2 separate regions of the Mus musculus genome follow, and region 2 is linked to region 1. Evidence: chromatin loops called from intact Hi-C (ENCODE). Cell type or tissue: left cerebral cortex. All regions are shown on one strand. Each heading gives the region's core, and the rest is flanking DNA. Links, peaks and the distances in the headings are about the cores only.

Region 1 (8,500 bases), core at 155-8,154:
AGTCTTGCTTCCTCTGGTTCAAAACCCCTCACAAGCCCTGCCCCGGATTCCCCAGAACAAATCCCTAAGAGCCCAAGTTCCTCTCCCTCATCTAGTGCCCCTGAACCCCAACATTCAGAACATAACCTGGCCGCAGTTGCTCAAGCCCCAGTCCCTGAGGCAACGGGAGGAGCTGGGGACAGAAGGCTTGAAGAAGCTCTTGGGACCCTAATGTCTGCCCTTGATGACTATCGTGGTCAGTTCCCTGAGCTGCAGGGCCTGGAGCAGGAGGTGACTCGGCTGGAGAGTCTGCTCATGGTAAGGAGGCTAGACTGGGCTGGGCTGAGGCCGCACAGGGACAGCTGCCAACCAGTGCCAGTAGCTCTGACCCTCTTTACAATCCCAGCAGAGACAAGGCCTGACTCGAAGCCGGGCTTCCAGTCTTAGCATCACTGTGGAGCATGCCCTGGAGAGCTTCAGCTTCCTCAATGATGATGAAGATGAAGACAACGATGGTCCCGGGGACAGGTGAGGCAGCCAGGCAAGGCAAGACTGGGAACTTGGTGGGGCAGGGAGAGATGAAGGGGAAGAGGTAAAGTGATGTAAGGCAGAGGAGCAGGTGGGTTGGGAGAAATGCAGGATGGGAAGTAGCCAGGTGGGACCAGGTAGAATACATGAGGATGGGCTTGTGGTAGAATAGCTGTGTTTTTCCGAGCATACCTCATGTGTCTTTGATGTCCATGTTACCAACTCTGTCCATCCCAGTGTTTCTGGCCACCCTGTTCATCTCAGCAATGTCTGCCTCCCCTGCACGTCCCCATCAGCTTGTGAGCCTCCTGCTTCTCTTCTTTCCCTTGACCTCACCTTGGACCCACCCTGTGAAGCAGCTCTTTCAGCGCCTCCCCCTACACCCTGTGTCCTCCAGCACCGCTCCCCTCCGTCAAGACCCCGACTCTCCCGGAGGCCCCGGCCACTGGGCTCTCATTCCTGGAACAGATTTTACCGATTCAGATTTGAGAGTCGCACCCGATCCCTCCTCCATTTACGACTTCCTAGGTTCCAGTCCCAAGCCCTGCGTCCTTTACAGCCCACGTTTCATAGACCATCCCGCCTGCAATCCTACTGGCGCCCATCTCGGGCCCACCAGTCCCTTTGGTCCTAGCAGAGGTAGCAAAAAGTAGACCGACTATAAAGACCCATATTTCTCATTGCTGGTTATGGCCTCGTTCTCCCCTAAGTCCCCTGTGAACTTACCTCGTGTCTGTGTCTTCCTGTTGTTCTTCCATTCTGGGTGGGAGAAGCTTAATAAAAATAAAATCTGATGACCAGAAGGTGATGTGTGCTCTTAGGTGGGGCGTTGATTCCATTTTTTTCTCTCAGGCACACAAGCAGCCCAGAGGTTGTGGCAGAGGACAGACTAGACTCATCAAATGGCCAGTCTCTAAGCACAGGGTGTTCAGCCCTGGATGCTACCTTGGTCCAGCACCTGTACCACTGCAGCCGCCTCCTGCTGGTGAGGGGATAATGTCCTCCCCACCCCCAGCCACTTACCCCAAGGAGCCCTGAACTCCAATCCAACCCTCGAAACCTCTCAGTTCTATACTGCAATGCCCCAGGGTCCTGGCATTTGGTGCCTATTGGATGTAATACCTCCTATACTCTTCCTGCTTTGGCCTCTCCCAATGCATGCTGGGACCTGTACTCTCCTGACCCCCATCCTCCCCAACCCTCGCCATGAAGCCTAAACTACTTGGCAACCCTTGTCCTCTAGAAACTGGGCACATTTGGACCCCTGCGCTGCCAGGAGGCCTGGGCCCTGGAACGGCTGCTGCGGGAAGCGCGTGTATTCCAGGAAGTGTGTGAACGCAGCAAGCTATGGGGGAACTCTGCCACATCTGCCCAGGAAGGTAAAGGCCGTGTGGGCCTGGGCTTTGATGTACGTCTGGACCCGCCTGCTCCCCCTGCCTGGTTCGCTCGGTTGCTGATACTTCTTCCCGTCCTTCACAGTGGTACAGTTCTCCGCCTCTCGGCCCGGCTTCCTGACCTTTTGGGACCAGTGTACAGAGGGACTCAGCCCCTTCATCTGCTCTGTGGAGCGGGTGCTCCTCACCTTCTGCAGCCAGTACGGTGCCCGTCTTTCCCTGCGCCAGCCAGGCTTAGCCGAGGCTGGTGAGTGAGTGGGCTGCCTACCTACCTGCCCCTTCCTTCCATCTCAGCTCCCTTAGGGAAGTCCTCATCAGCCCGTACTGACTGACAAATTGAGCACTGAAGAGAATCCGTGTCCTCCAGAGTGTGGCCAAGGAGTCCCTGGGCATGAGCTAGACCGGGGACCCTCCAGAGGGTGGCCAAGGAGTCCCTGGGCATGAGCTAGACAGGGGCATTGTCTTCCCCCTTAGAGGCCTGGGACTATTCCAGCTCAGGCTGTGGTACTGTCTTTTGCAGTGTGTGTGAAGTTCCTGGAAGATGCCCTGGGACAGAAGCTGCCCAGGAGGCCCCAACCAGGCCCGGGGGAGCAGTTCACCATCTTCCAATTCTGGAGTTATGTAGAAGCCTTGGACAGCCCCTCCATGGATGCCTATGTGACAGAGACTGCAGAGGAGGGTGAGGCGGTGGCCCTGGCCACAGAATACTCGTGCCGTGGGTGGTCCTGAGGGTGTAAATGATGAAAGGTGAGAACAAAGCACCCTCCCCAACTACTTCTTTCAGTGTTACTAGTACAGAACCTGAACTCTGATGACCAGGCCGTTGTGCTGAAAGCCCTAAGGTTAGCACCGGAGGGGCGCCTGCGAAAGGATGGGCTTCGGGCTCTTAGCTCCCTGCTGGTCCACGGCAACAACAAAGTCATGGCTGCTGTCAGCACTCAGCTTCGGAGCCTGTCACTTGGTCCTGTCTTCCGGGAAAGGGTGAGTTTGGCAGGATTTTCCTGGGGTGAGGTTAGGGTTGTGGGCTCCTGGTGTCTACGTCTGCCCATTCTACCCATTCCCAGGCTCTCTTGTGCTTCCTGGACCAGCTGGAAGATGGGGACGTGCAGACTCGAGTGGCCGGATGCCTGGCTTTGGGCTGTATCAAGGTGAGTCCCTGCCGACCTGCCTCAAACGCTTTCACTTCAGGGCTGTTTCTACTTGTTAGACTGAACCTGCCTCCATATTCTGTTTGCTGATAGGCTCCTGAGGGCATTGAGCCCCTGGTGTACTTGTGCCAAACAGACACAGAAGCTGTGAGGGAAGCCGCCCGGCAGAGCCTGCAGCAGTGCGGTGAGGCTGGGAAGTGGGAGACACCACGAGTTAAGGGGATTTGGGAACATCTTGGCTATTGGGGGTAGGGTGAGGGGATGCCAGGTATGGGGAGGCCTGGAAGATGCCTGGGCCACTCTTGACCTTATATTTGGACATTACAGGGGAGGAAGGACAGTCTGCTCATCGACAGCTAGAGGAGTCCCTGGATGCTCTGCCCTGCATCTTTGGGCCCAGCAGCATGGCCAGCACAGCATTCTGAACTCTTAATTGCCGGCTCCCAGTGTCCCTTCCCTTGTTTTCAGGGCTCATCAGGCACTGGCAGGGAGGGTGAAGGCTGGTTCCAGTCACCTCTCCCCACAAATTCCTATCAATGAAAATCTAATATATTCTTTTGTTACCACTGGGGTTGGCAGAATGCCTGAAATGAAGTGCCTCCCAGCCGCGGTTCTGCACAGTCTTTGCCACACACAGTGTCGGAGGCCTGGCCATTTGGTCAGCTTGCCTTGCCTCATCACATCCCTTGGGTTTGTATTTTATTTACAGAGTTTTACAGAAAATAAAAGAAAAAAAAGCAAACTGTGTTTCCTACATGGCTTGGTGCACTCCCGAACCTCTGCTCCAACGCCTTCTGATGTGTTCTTCCTGGCCCTGTTGTGTCCACACCCCCGCTGTGACAACCACATGAGCGCTTGCCCTGGAAATCCTGGTGGAAGGAAGCCCAGAGTCCAGGGCTGGGCTTGGAGAAGAGAGACAGAAGGGAACTAGCACTGCTGAGCAGGCTGAGCCTGCAGCTGAGACCAGGAACTATAGCCCGAGTGCATCTAAGCTCTGCAGCTGGCCCAGACAAGGTCCTAACTGATTATGCTAGGGCAGCTGTGGCTAGAGAGCAAGGAGTACGCCGCAAGAAGTGCCTGAGCTGTCGCCACCAGGGGGCAGCAGAACTGCATCAGTGGACAGGCTTCTCTCTGCACCCTTCTGACCAGGCAGCTTCCTTCCTGCAGTGGACCTCAAGAAGCAACTTTAGGTTGTGGGGAGAGGTGTGAAATCCTTGCTGAGGGGAGGAGCCTGCGCCTGGGAAATAGGAGACCCGGATGGCTGCCCTGTGAACCAAGACTGCAAGGTCTTTCCCTCCCTGAGGCACCTCCTTCCCTGTAATAACAAACCTGTGAACTCTGTGTCCCCTCCCAGCCGGCAGACCTGTGTTGAGGAAGTAGGACTCACAAGACGGGGCTTCCCTGCCTCCAGCACAGGAGTTTGTTATCCCAGGTTAGGAGACCTTCGGGAGGAACTTGAGGGTGGCATGGCAGGACTTTGCAAAGAAGGTCCTGAGGGAGTTCCACACCCATGGCTAGAAAAATGGACCCTCCATTCGCCTACCACAATTTCTAGTATCCAGGAGATTGGACATGCGGAAGGGCTCCCCAGCTTGAGCCCATTCTGCTGTCCCAATACTTAAGGTGATAGCACACAGCAGTATGACATTGTGTGCACAAAGCTGTCATGGGGAAATGAAATGGGGAGCACTCCGGAAGAACCAATTAGATGTCAACAGTTGCCTAGATGAGGTGGGGGTGGGGTGACCCAGATCCCTGGGGAGCCTTACCCCAGTGCTTTAGAACTGCTGTGAAGAGGTTTGTGCCTGTGCCCTCACCACCTGCTGGGGAGGCCATGCTGAGCAAAAGAAACAGCAACAGGAAACACCTGTGAGTGGCTGCTGGCGGTTCACTATGGTCTGTGGGGGTAGGGCCGGCAGACAGCACTTAAATACCGGCATAGCAGGGCAGGGTAGGGCAGTTCAGCTTTTGGATGGTCAGCTGGAGTGAAATGGGATAGATAAAACAATTAGGTGACAGACCACACCAATGCCGCCTATAGCTAGTCAGTTCTGAGGCAGTCTCAGAACCATCTGCAGGCCTGAAGCCACAGAATCGGCCCACTGGTGGGTCAGGAATGCTCAGAGTGTTGGAAAAGTGGAGTCAAACCCTGGCTGAGCAGGTCTTAGGAAAGTGAAGGCAGTGACTGGACCAGAACAACATCGTAGGACAGTGCCTGGCAAGAAATATAGGATGGGGAAATGAGCTCAATTCTGGCTGTCACCGAAAATCTTGCTCTTCAAAACAGAAAGATCAAGACCCCTCTCTCTGTCTTCTACAAGGAGGGTCCTAAGGCCAGAGCTTGGGCTTTCTGTCCCAGCTGAGAAATGTTGAGACCAGGGTGGATAGGAGCTAGAATTTGAGCACAGCCAGGTGAGGATCTATCAGGGTCAGGGGGATCCTCAGGCCTTTGTCCTTCAAGACTTCCCGGACTTGGTGCAGGACAACCAACCACTTGACCTCTCCTCAGCTCATGACCTGAAGTCCAGCTGGCTGGTCTCTTAGCCCAAGTGTAGGTCTTGTCTGTCAGATTGTGGAAGGCATACAAAGGGCTCAGCTAGCTGCCCCGGAACCCTTTTACTTCTTAGGCTGCTGGAGAGACATTTGTTCTTTCTGCTCACATTCAGGACCGCTGCCCCAGGAAGCGGTAGATTTACGATGCTATCAGGAGTCATGGGTATTAAAGGTCTCTATAACATGAGTCTCATTATTTAAGGCCACCTAGGTCATTACCATGTCCTGGCTATCATCTTCAGAATTCTGCATGGAGGAAATTGACATGTGCACACTGGAAAAAAAGAAGAAGAAGAAGAAGAGGCTGAGGTGGTCAGGATACAGTTTATTGTGTTTATTGTGTTGGTGGCTGCAGGGTTTCCTTCCATCCCCCCCTTTCCTCTTGCCCTCTTCCAACCCGATCTTTGCTTCTTGTTTCACACTCTTCTTTCTCATGAATTCAAAGCTGCATGACCAAAAAGAAGAAAAAGCATGTTTATGCAGGCAAGGAAGCAGATGGGCTGGCACATGGGAAGAGGACTGCTTCTTTGTCTCCCCCACAGAGCGGGGGTGCCTTCCTTGTACGATCCTGAGTCTGGTATGTGGGCACAACTTGCTGAGTACCAGCACATGAGATGTTCTCTGCTTTCTCTCCATCCCCTCAGAAAGCAGTGTACTATGCAGAATGCCCATCCCCAAGGCTCCTGGGGGACTGGAGAGGCAGCTCAGCAGTAAAGAGCACTTACTGTTCTTGCAGAGGGACTGGGTTCAGTTCCCAATATCACAACTATCTCTAGGCACTTACATACATGCAGCCAAAATGCTCATACACACAAGTCTAAGAAAGAAAAAAAGAAAGAGAGAGAGAGAGAGAGAGAGAGAGAGAGAGAGAAAGACAGACAGACAGACAGGCAGGCAGGCAGGCAGGCAGGCAGGCTGGCTCTGGGCATGGATGCTGGCTGGGCTGAGCTTTTCTGGATGTGGGTAATATGAGAAGGTGAGACTGGAAAGACTCCACCTCCTCTTCTGAAAGTTAAGGAAGCACAAAGTATCATTTAGAAAATCAGGCAGTCAGTGGCCTGCAGTGACAGCCATAGTCTAAAGTTGATGCTAACATTCAAGGACCAGCTGCCTCTGAATGTATGCTACATTCCAGGCATATGGACATACGGTAAACACTGACTTTTATGTTACATTCCAGGCATATGGACATACAGCACACGCTGACTTAGGATAGCTGATTAAGCAGCTGCTTTGCTATAGCTAATAACAATCTATGTTCCTAGTTCACTTCTCTGACCTTTTCGTCCTCCTCAGGCACCCCTTAAATGTCACTCCACAGAGTTCTACTCTTGAAACACGTGACTCCATGTATATGCTGAGGCTAATGTCAGTGACTCAGTTTTTTGTTTTTGGGGTTTTTTTTGGTTTTTCGAGACAGGGTTTCTCTGTATAGCCCTGACTGTCCTGGAACTCACACTGTAGACCAGGCTGGCCTTGAACTCAGAAATCTGCCTGTCTCTGCCTCCCAAGTGCTGGGATTAAAGGCATGCGCCACCACTGCCCGGCAGTGACTCAGTTTTTACTTCACTTCTCTGACTCCAACTACAGACTGGATGTCTCCTTTTGAGCAGCCAAAGCATTTCAAATTCAACAGCCCAAAGCCTACTTTGCACTACTTGGATCTATCTATTCTCCACGATGCACAAAGATTTCTAAAACTCATGTCTACCACTACAAGCCTTCTTTCCTTTAGGGAGAAAAGCCCAGCCCACTTACCCTGGCTCACGAGCCCTTTGTGTCTGTCTATTCCAGTCTGGATCCTCATTTCCACTGGAACTACTTGCTCTGCCCTGGAGCTTCACTGAGCTATCTTGCAGGGCTTGTCTACACCTGAGGCTGGAATCACTCCTCCTGTGGTCTATTATTTTCACCCTTACATAGCCTTGCTCAAGCCAACCCCCTAAAAACCTTCAACTTAGACATACTTTTCTTTAGGCGTTGTAACTTCACTGGGTTATATCAGCAAATGCTTGTAATAAAAGGATTGCTGTGATTCAAAACCAGCCTGGGCAACACTGTGATCTTGGGGCCTGTTTGGCCTATACTGCCACTCTATTGTATTAATCACAGCTCACTGCAATTGCTTATTTCCTTTGTAACCTCTGGTGTATGCATAATTATCTCTGGTGTATGCATAATTACCCTGATGAGTCTACTAAGCAGCTGGCACCACACAAGTCTGAGGATGACCAATAGAGTCTTTTACTCTTTTCATTTTGTCCTAGAAATTGCGTTGTAGATTAGACTGGCCTTGAACTCATAGAGATCCACCTACCTGTGCCTCCTGAGTGCTGTGGATTGAACCTAGGGTTTGCTAGCCAAGTGCTCTACCCCTGAGCTCTCACTTCCCACCCAACCTCCTTCTTAAACAATGCTTTATTTGCAACTCACATACTATGTGGTTCAACCACTTAAAGTGTACAGTCTCCTAGACATGGTGATAAAGCTTATAATCACAGCACTTAAGAGGCTAGGGCAGGAGGATCAGGAGTTCAAAGACATCCTCAGCTACACAGTAAGTTTAAGGTCAACACAGACTACTTGAGATTCTGTTCCAGAATATTTTTTAAGGTTTATTTATTTATTTTATATGAGTACATTGTTGCTATCTTCAGACACACCTGAGGAGGGCATCAGATTCCATTAGAGATGGTTGTGAGCCATCATGTGGGTTCTGGGAATTGAACTCAAGACCTCTGGAAGAGCAGTCAGTGCTCTTGACCACTGAACCATCTCTCTAGCCCCACAAAACAATTTTTTAGCTGGGTCTGGTGCATGCACCATTAATCTTAGCACTTGTGAGGCAGAAGCAGGCAGATCTCTGAGTTCTCAGGACAGCCTGGTCTATAGAAGTGA
Region 2 (8,500 bases), core at 1-8,000, 80 kb after region 1:
AAGGGGTGAAGTATCTCAGAGAGTCCAGTAAAGACCACTAATACCACCCAAGTCTACTCTTAGCCCCTGTCCACACTGTGCCCAGTTTCCCTTCCAGTTACAGTCCTCACCCACACAGAGCAGAGCTCCTGGGCGCTGGTTCTTGGGAGAAGCTGCCGTTTCTTGAAGGAGCACTGGAACTCCAGCTTAGGAGCCTGAGCTCTGGTCTCACAGGACTGGTGTGATCTAGGGGCAGGGTGAAGGGGTGAAAGACTGGGGCTGCAGTTCAAGAGTAGGGAGCTGGGTGTAGAATTGCAGGGTGGAGAAGTGGGGGCCTGAGCTCTTGGGGAGGTTGAGCCAACAGCTGGTGGAGACTGGGAACTGTCCATCTGCCCAGGGTCCGATGTAGCCAAGGCTGACAGAAGGCTAACGCTGGCACCACTTTCCTCCAGGGGCATGTGGCTGGGTGAAGCGGAGGTTCCTGGGGGAAAGGAAACGGGGTGTGAGCACAGACCTCTCTGCTCAGGACAGCTGAGTGCCTGCGAGTGTTATACAGCATTTCACAGCCTCTCCACAGTCAAGTAATCTGACCCAGGGTACTGAGTGCTTATAGCCTGAACCAAAGGAACTGGGTGAAGGACAAAGATGAGTCCCTGGATGCTGGGCAGTGGTGGCACACACCTTTAATCCCAGCACTTGGAAGGCAGAGGCAGGTGGATTTCTGAGTTGGAGGCCAGCCTGGTCTACAGAGTGAGTTCCAAGACAGCCAGGGCTACACAGAGAAACCCTGTCTCAAAAAAAAAAAAAAAACACCAAAAAAAAAAGGTGGGTCCCTGGCATTCTGGAGAGAATCATCAGTACTGTGGTGGGCTCTGAGCCCCCCCCACCCCCCTGTCCCCATTCAGTTCTTACCCCGAGCCTTCTGACTGGAGCCTGTAGAACTCAAAATCTGCTCCTCACCCTCAGGGATGTGCAGCAATGAGCCAGACACAGTGAACACAGCTTTTCCCTGCGGGACACGAGAGAGGGAGAGAGCTCAGCATGGCAGTTGCCTAACCCTCCCTCTGAAACCTCCCAGAAAAAGCCCAGCACTGACCAAGGCCTGGGAGCCAGAGGTGATCCAGTCGGTGAGGGGGGTGGTTGTACAAGGACCTTTCAGCACCAGGCAGCTCTTAGCTAGACACACTAGGGCTCCCCGATGATCCTGGTCCTCCCTCACCTCATCCAGAAGCTGGGACAGGGTTAGGCCTGGGGCCAGCATTTTAGCCGAAGGATTGAAGTTGCAACAAGAAGGAAGGGTAAGTGAGAGATTTCAGTGACTTACTGAGGAACCACAGAGGGAGTTAGGTAGGGTTACCGGGGAAACCCCTACCAGTACCTGCACTGGAAGAAGCAGACTCTGAGAGGTGGTCCCTAGAGAAACAGTGAAGACTTCTCAGGGACAGCTCTGATGCCAATCTACCCAGCTCTGCCACCCGTGACCATACCGCGCACAGCCTCAGGGCCCAACCCCAAACTTACTCAAGACACTCATTGAGTTTTCTCTGCACATCTGAATCCTGATTGCTGGGAGAAAGAGGAGGGTGGTAGGTGATCAGGGTTATTGATGCCCATCCCTCTCACCTGAAGATCTATGCCAAGTGCGCGTGAAGAGACAAAAGGTGGAAGCTTCATTTAACTGTTTTGTTTTGGGGAGAGGAATATGGAGAGATTTAGACTGAAGCCCTCAGGACTTCAGCCATGCGAAGCCTGTAGTCTGCCACTGAGCTACATCCCCTTCCCTTAAAGGGACCACTTACCAACCAGTCACCTGTATCCGGGGCTGCTCCGTGGGCAGCAGGTTAAAGCGATCCACCTGGAGGTAGAACTCCGCAGGCTGGAGGAGTTGGGGAGTGGTGTCTCAGGAGTGGTGACAAAGAGCTAGGTACAGTAACCAACCCGCCCAAGTGAGCCTTACCACTCACCGCATGGTCCTGAGCCACCTGAACGCGGAGCCCGCAGGCCTGCAGTAGCAGGAGCCGGCCCTCGGTCCCGCGGAATCCGAGCTCCTTCTCCTCCCTGCGGCGAGCACAGCCCTCATTGTCCAGAGCACAGGCACAAACCCCCATACGCCTGGGGAATGAGCTTTCCCCACTTCTCCAGTACCCGCCCACTTCAGGTTCAATGCCCCACTAGCCAGCTGGCCTCCCACCTTCCGCTGACAAGTAGCACTTCTCTTACCAGTCGGAGGTGTCGATGGCGTTGCGCGTCACCACGCATCGGACACTGTGGGTTCCGTCTGACACAAGTAACACGGCCCCGGTGTCAGGTGTGTCAGGGGCGGAAGAAGGGCCGGGAGTCTCCGAGTCCTGGAGTACCTAACACAACAGTAGTGGCTAGTGTCAATTCACTCCCGCCTTCTCTACCCGGGTCTCTGGGATCTGAGCGACCTGCTTACCTTGAGCAGCTGCCCGGTTCGTGGACTTGACAGTGTTTCTGAACCTAGGATCAGCTCTCGAATCCAGGGCTGTAGGGCCAGCAACCCTGAATCGGACATTAGCAGGGCGGCACCCTGGGCGACCCCCAGGAAAGGGTCTTCCCGCGAGCACCGCCGCTCCGCCTCTAGCGGGAGAGGAAGCACGTGACCGCCAGGCGGATCCTAAGTTTGAGACTCCGCCCCCCTCGCGGTTCTGCGCCTGCGCAAGCTCTTCCCGGGTCCTGCTGACTGACCTAGCTGCTGGCTGATGACAGTTTATTCTTACCGGGGCATCTCTCTGAGCCCGTGAGCTGTTCCTCAGTACAACTCTAGAGCCGGAAAGGAAAAGGCAAGGACTAGATTGGATGAGAGCGATCCAGGTTAGGAGGCTGCAGCAGAGAATGGGGCCTGAAGCCACTTTGGCTCTGTGTAAGACCTCCAGAATTTTCCTAAAATGTTGCCGTAGTTTCCTTTACAAAATGAAAATGACAGCACGGACAACTTAATAAATGTTTGTTCCCTCATTCTGCCTTCGGATTGGTCGAGTCCTTTTTGGGACGCTCGAACCATAGCGTAATGACGTAAGAACAGAGAAAGCCCTCTCTGCCTCCGTCTCCGTTTCCTAGGAAACGTAGACTCCACGTTTCTCGGTGTCGCGTCCCCCTTGACGTCATGGTTTGGGTGGGAGGGCGGGGCGAGTGCTACCGCCAGGGGCGGGGCGGCTCGGGCCAGCGGGCCGGGCTGTGCACCTGCGCCTCGGCGGGCTGCTGTGGGGCACTGTCCCCCGCCCGCCAGGCCCTGCAATGGCCAGGCCGCAGAGGACTCCGGCGCGCAGTCCCGATAGCATCGTCGAGGTGAAGAGCAAAGTAAGGGCTTCTCTGGTCTCGGCTCTAGCCACTGCGCTAGGGCTCCTAATTCCCTTTCTCTCCCTTATTAGTTCCTTGGCTCTCCATCACCTCTTTCTGTCCTCCATCCTCCGTCCTATTCTGCTTTTCTGTCTGCCTCCCCTCATCGCATCCTCCCTCCCACTACGGACTTCCAGAGTCCCTCTGTGGCCTGGGTATGTGGAGAGCAAGGGAAAGACCTTGGACAGTGTCCCTTGTACTGGAGCTGAGGTTTAAGCCTAAGGCTGCAGCTGTTCCAGCAACCTTTCCCTCTCCTGACAGCCTCAGTGCTGTGGTGAGAAAGGGGCTTGGGATGTCCTGACACTCCGTTCCCTTTCCCTCCCGCCTCCAGTTTGACGCCGAGTTCCGACGCTTTGCACTACCCCGCACTTCGGTGAGAGGCTTTCAGGAGTTCTCGCGATTGCTGTGTGTGGTACACCAGATCCCTGGCCTGGACGTCCTGCTTGGCTATACGGATGCTCACGGTGACTTGCTGCCCCTCACCAACGATGACAGTTTGCACCGGGCCCTGGCCAGCGGGCCCCCACCTCTGCGCCTCTTGGTTCAGAAACGGGGTGAGGATGGGGTACAGTGGGCAGCTTTCTTGGGTTAGGGTGATAGGACAGGTATATCAGGGTAGATCATACCCAGGGCCCCCAGGCTTTATGTTCTGTAGCCTCTGCCCTTGGTCTGACCTCCAAGTAGCAGGAAAACAGTTGACATTGTCCCTATCACAGGCCCAATTGGGAGAAGTCTCTAATCTTAGTCCCCCCCCCTCTCCTGCAGCAGAAGGTGACTCGAGTGGCCTGGCTTTTGCCTCCAACTCTCTACAAAGGCGCAAGAAAGGGCTCCTGCTACGACCAGTGGCACCTCTGCGCACCAGGCCACCCTTGTTAATCAGCTTGCCCCAAGATTTCCGCCAGGTGTCTTCAGTTATAGATGTGGACCTACTACCTGAGACCCACCGACGAGTGAGGCTGCACAAACATGGTTCAGACCGTCCCCTGGGCTTCTACATTCGAGATGGCATGAGTGTTCGCGTGGCTCCCCAGGGCCTGGAGCGGGTTCCAGGTATCTTCATCTCCCGCCTGGTACGTGGGGGCCTGGCTGAGAGTACAGGGCTGCTGGCGGTCAGTGATGAGATCCTTGAGGTCAACGGCATTGAGGTGGCCGGGAAGACCTTGGACCAAGTGACGGACATGATGGTCGCCAACAGCCACAACCTCATCGTCACTGTCAAGCCTGCCAACCAGCGTAATAATGTGGTACGGGGGGCATCTGGGCGTCTGACAGGGCCTTCCTCTGTAGGGCCTGGGCCTACTGATCCTGACAGTGACGATGACAGCAGTGACCTGGTCATTGAGAATCGCCACCCTCCCTGTTCTAATGGGCTGTCTCAGGGGCCCCTGTGCTGGGACCTGCAACCTGGCTGCCTACTTCCTGGTGCTGGCAGCTCTCTGCCCTCCTTGGATAGCAGAGAGCAAGCCAATTCTGGCTGGGGGAATGGCATGCGAGGTGATGTTAGCGGATTCAGCCTCTGACAGGCAAAGATGCAGCCCTTGTCACTTTAGGCTGCGGGAACATGGCCTGGACTTTCCAGCTGGGTAGAGAAGATTAGCTTGCTCACAGAGCCCTCTCAGTCTGGTGAACATTAAAGGTTTTCTACAAATGTAGATGTGGTCCTTCTGTGTCCCAGCCCCGATCTCTTCTGATCCTGTACGTCTGCCTTCTTCCCTGGACATAGGCAGGAGGGCATCCTATGGTGGGTGATGCAGCAGGAGGCCCACTGGGCTTAGCATTTCTAAGACAGCTCCTATGGAACACAGCCACTGTGTACAAAAGGTTTAATTTTGACAGAGAAGTTGGGAGGCTGGTGGCCCTTCTGCAGCCCCTGGTGACTAAGAAGTGCTTTCGATTCTGCCCACCCCAACGCTCCTGTCTTTGAGCTATGACAGGGCTTGAGTCTGCCCTTGGCAGCCACGTGGTGATCCGCACACATATCTCCCTGTTACTCTTGGTGGGTACCAAGCGGGGAAGGACTAGGTATCCATCTTCACAAAGACTTTGGGTCGGGAAAAGATCTTGATAGCCTCTTCTATTTGCACCAACTTCCGGTCCAGTTCAGCACGATGACCCTGGGCTCTCAGCGAGTCTGCCCCAGCAGGTAATAGTACTAGCTCACGTAGCAGCTGGCTCTGGCCTACAAAGGGGCACGGAACCAGTGAGTGTTGGGTAGGGATGCATGGTTCTCTCATGGGCTCCCTTTCCGCCACCCTTGCCCAAGTACTCACTTTGTAGCAGATTGTTCAGGGTCTCCAGCCGCTGATTCTCAGGCATGAGTGTGTGGCCCGGGGGCATGGACGGGTCTGGCTGGCTACGCTGGCGAGCTTCCGCTTCCTTCCGCCACAGGTCCCTGCGTTCCAACAAGCTGTGAAGGCAAGGCCCGGGGCTGAAGACACTAAGACACACTGGTTCTCAGCCTCCACAGGGGTCTCTCACCGCACTTGACAGCGCACGGGACCTACTCACTAATGGGGCACATGGCCTTTCTGCGTGGCGTTGTAGCGCTCCTGGGCTTGGCGCTGCTGTTCCTGAACCTGTGCAAGGACCTGCAGGGAGCGGGAGTGGCGCCGGGGGGCTCTCTTGGCAGCTAGGGCGTTGCGACTAATGAAATCCACGCCTAGGCCGGGTCCCTGCAGAGACATGGCAAGCACGGTGGAGACCCCGTGGCACTACATTGCACCTCTGTACCGACTCTACCCGCGGGACTCCTGTCAAATGGTCGTCAAGTCCCCACAGACCTGCTCTCTCACCTTAGCTTGGGGACCTGGAAGGGCGAGCTGAGGACTGGAGGCACGGGATGGTGGGAGCCCAGGGCCACAGCGGGAGTGTGCCCGCAGAAAGTGGGCAGGTTCTGTCACAGAGGTGGGGCCAAGCTCCTGGAAGGTTGGGTACGGTTCGGCATTAGAACCAGGGAGGTTGAAGTTAAGGTTCTAACCCACAAGGCCATCCCCCTTTCGGTCCCTCCTTCCTCTAAGAACTTTTCTATGCTCATCTCTGTGGGTCCCCTCCTGTCTCTTCACAGCCTTAAAAAAAACAAAAAAAAAAAAAAAAACAAAAAAAACCTACTACTTCCTTCGGCCTCATTTACTACCACCCTTTCCTCCTAGCTAGCACCCGAACATTACAAAGGGCTGCCTCCAAGCCCCCAAGACCAAGGGCTGCTCCCTTAGACGTACTGTCCTCGATTTGATTGTCAATAACATTTTGGGCTCACCAGTGAGACCCAGAGCTGTGTATCCATCTGCTTCCTGGACACAGTCCTACCCCCTGGCACTGCCACAGATGCTCCAGCCTAATTCCAGTCTCATGTGACCTTGTCCTTTCTCTCAATCCTGAGTCTCTTTCAGGGTCCCTGGATAGAGAAATAGTAACTACCTCCAAAACCTAAGTGCTGCTGCCTGCCCCTGTCCTCAGGAAAAAAAAAAAAAAATGTAAGAAATAGCGGTGCATGCCCGTAGTCTCAGGAGGCTGAAGGAGAAAGAGTAAGGGTTTAGGGCCAGGATAGGTGATGGAGAGAACCCAAGGAGAGCCTGGGGCTAAAGAGCAAGCTATAAACTCAAAGAAATGAGCTGAGAGTGGTGGTCCAAACCCGGTAGACTAAGGCAGGAAAATTAGGCCAGTTCAAGGCCAGCCTGGGCTACATAATGGGTTTGAAGCTATTCTAGGCTACACAGGGAGACTCTGTCTAGAAACAAAGTAGCAGTGGAGATAGTGGGGTGGGGGTGGGGTATGGTTGGGGGTGGGAGTAGGAAACAACTCAGCAATAGCACAGGACAGTTCACAGCTCTCTGTAACTCCAGTCCCAGGAGGCCCATCCCCTCCTCTGGACTCTGGTGCACAGACAATCATGTAGCCACACAGACATGTAATTTTTTTTTTTAATCTCAAAGAAGTCATGAATGAATTAAAAGAAAAAGAGAAAGTAGTGTGGTAGTGAACACTTTTAATCCCAGCGCTCAGGAGGTGGACAAAGGAGAGTTAGAAAGTCAAAGAGTAGCCCGGCGTGGTGGCCCATGCCTTTAATCCCAGCACTTGGGAGGCAGAGGCAAGCGGATTTCTGAGTTTGAGGCCAGCCTGGTCTACAAAGTGAGTTCCAGGACAGCCAGGGCTATACAGAGAAACCCTGTCTCGAAAAAAAAAAAAACCAAAACAAAAACAAAACAAAAAAGAAAGTCAAAGAGTTTGAGGTCAGCCTGGGCTGCGTGAAACAGAGACACAGAGATAGGGGAACCGAGAATGAGTTAGCAGGAAGGTCGTGGGTATATTATATGAGTACCTAGTGTGCATGTGTCTCACGATTCCATCTCCAATATCACATGTAACTAGGTAACTTAGGTAGTTCTTTCAGATATGTACCCTGCTGGCTTTCTGTTCAAACCTTCTGCTTCTCCCCCTTACAAACTGAATTATGCCCACTATGCCCATTGCCCCTACTCCCTCTGATGCCAGAATCTACCTGTGGGGTTTTATCTCTGTGGAATGTTCTCTTCCTCTAGCCTAATCCTTGACCTGATGCCATCAGCTCCCCAGAGAAAGTCCACCCAGATGTCTTAGTCTTTTGTGATCACCATCTCCCCCAACGCACGCACTCATGAACGCACGCACACACATGCTCTGTAAGTTAGATCAGATATAATTGCCTTGGCCAAGATGGATAGGTCTGCCTCCCTGGGACAGATACCTTCATCCTGGCCTTGACTCGAGACTCCACATTGTCATACTTGGGTGAGCGCCACAGTGCCTTCAGTGGCTTAGGCTGACCCTGTTCCCGGCTGCGTTCCTGGTCTTGGAAGCGCCTCTGAATCTCTTTGATCCGCCTCAAGTTTTCCTTCTCATGGTCCTTTGGATTCTTCCCTGGAAGGGTGCAGGGAGGAATATTGCTAGGGACAGCCCTACCAAATGGCCATGCACCTCGGACTAGATCGAATATAGATTCACACCCTACCCTTGGCAGAAAGACCTCTCAGACAATCTGGGAGATGTCTGGTAGAAGAGAGGCCCTGGGTTCACACACACATACACACACATTTTTAAATACAACCAAGGCCTCTTCATGGAAGTTAGACATCATACCCACAGCACAGTTATCAGCTTATTCCCTTCCACAGTCACCCTCCTG

What was found. A loop is a pair of places that touch in the nucleus more often than their neighbours do. Peaks named below come from ENCODE experiments on the same cell type or tissue, not always from the same donor. Only the 100,000 strongest peaks of a DNase experiment are listed, where the experiment ranks them.
Region 2: it touches region 1 in a loop (4-fold over the local background); 8 of 42 quality-filtered maps call a loop at or near these places.

Annotation. Positions count from the first base shown.
Region 1 is chr8:105,618,429-105,626,928 of GRCm38, forward strand. Ripor1 (RHO family interacting cell polarization regulator 1) reads left to right here. Exons shown (of 22, transcript NM_001081241.2): 13 at 1-297; 14 at 386-507; 15 at 1,360-1,492; 16 at 1,751-1,886; 17 at 1,987-2,148; 18 at 2,422-2,580; 19 at 2,686-2,882; 20 at 2,966-3,049; 21 at 3,143-3,233; 22 at 3,377-3,791. The coding sequence ends at 3,474. It overlaps Gm5914 (predicted gene 5914), which reads right to left. Exons shown (of 2, transcript NR_151742.1): 2 at 5,908-6,047. Among named protein-coding and RNA genes, the nearest start is that of Mir1966, 7.2 kb to the left of the region's middle. In left cerebral cortex, for the core only: a CTCF peak has its summit at 4,140 (motif pointing right); DNase peaks (open chromatin) are centred at 3,204, 4,123, 4,977, 5,737 and 2 more places; H3K27ac peaks cover 6,501 bases.
Region 2 is chr8:105,698,504-105,707,003 of GRCm38, forward strand. Acd (adrenocortical dysplasia) reads right to left here and starts at 2,725. Exons shown (of 11, transcript NM_001012638.2): 1 at 2,417-2,725; 2 at 2,200-2,336; 3 at 1,944-2,037; 4 at 1,779-1,855; 5 at 1,501-1,545; 6 at 1,358-1,392; 7 at 1,076-1,227; 8 at 892-988; 9 at 111-460. The coding sequence starts at 2,515. Pard6a (par-6 family cell polarity regulator alpha) reads left to right here and starts at 3,144. Exons shown (of 3, transcript NM_019695.3): 1 at 3,144-3,300; 2 at 3,671-3,893; 3 at 4,105-4,991. The coding sequence starts at 3,238. The coding sequence ends at 4,859. It overlaps Enkd1 (enkurin domain containing 1), which reads right to left. Exons shown (of 8, transcript NM_198299.2): 4 at 8,063-8,235; 5 at 6,132-6,257; 6 at 5,848-6,011; 7 at 5,610-5,746; 8 at 5,149-5,518. The coding sequence ends at 5,358. In left cerebral cortex, for the core only: a CTCF peak has its summit at 3,188; DNase peaks (open chromatin) are centred at 2,250, 2,641, 3,000, 3,602 and 1 more place; H3K4me3 peaks cover 2,548 bases; H3K27ac peaks cover 2,206 bases.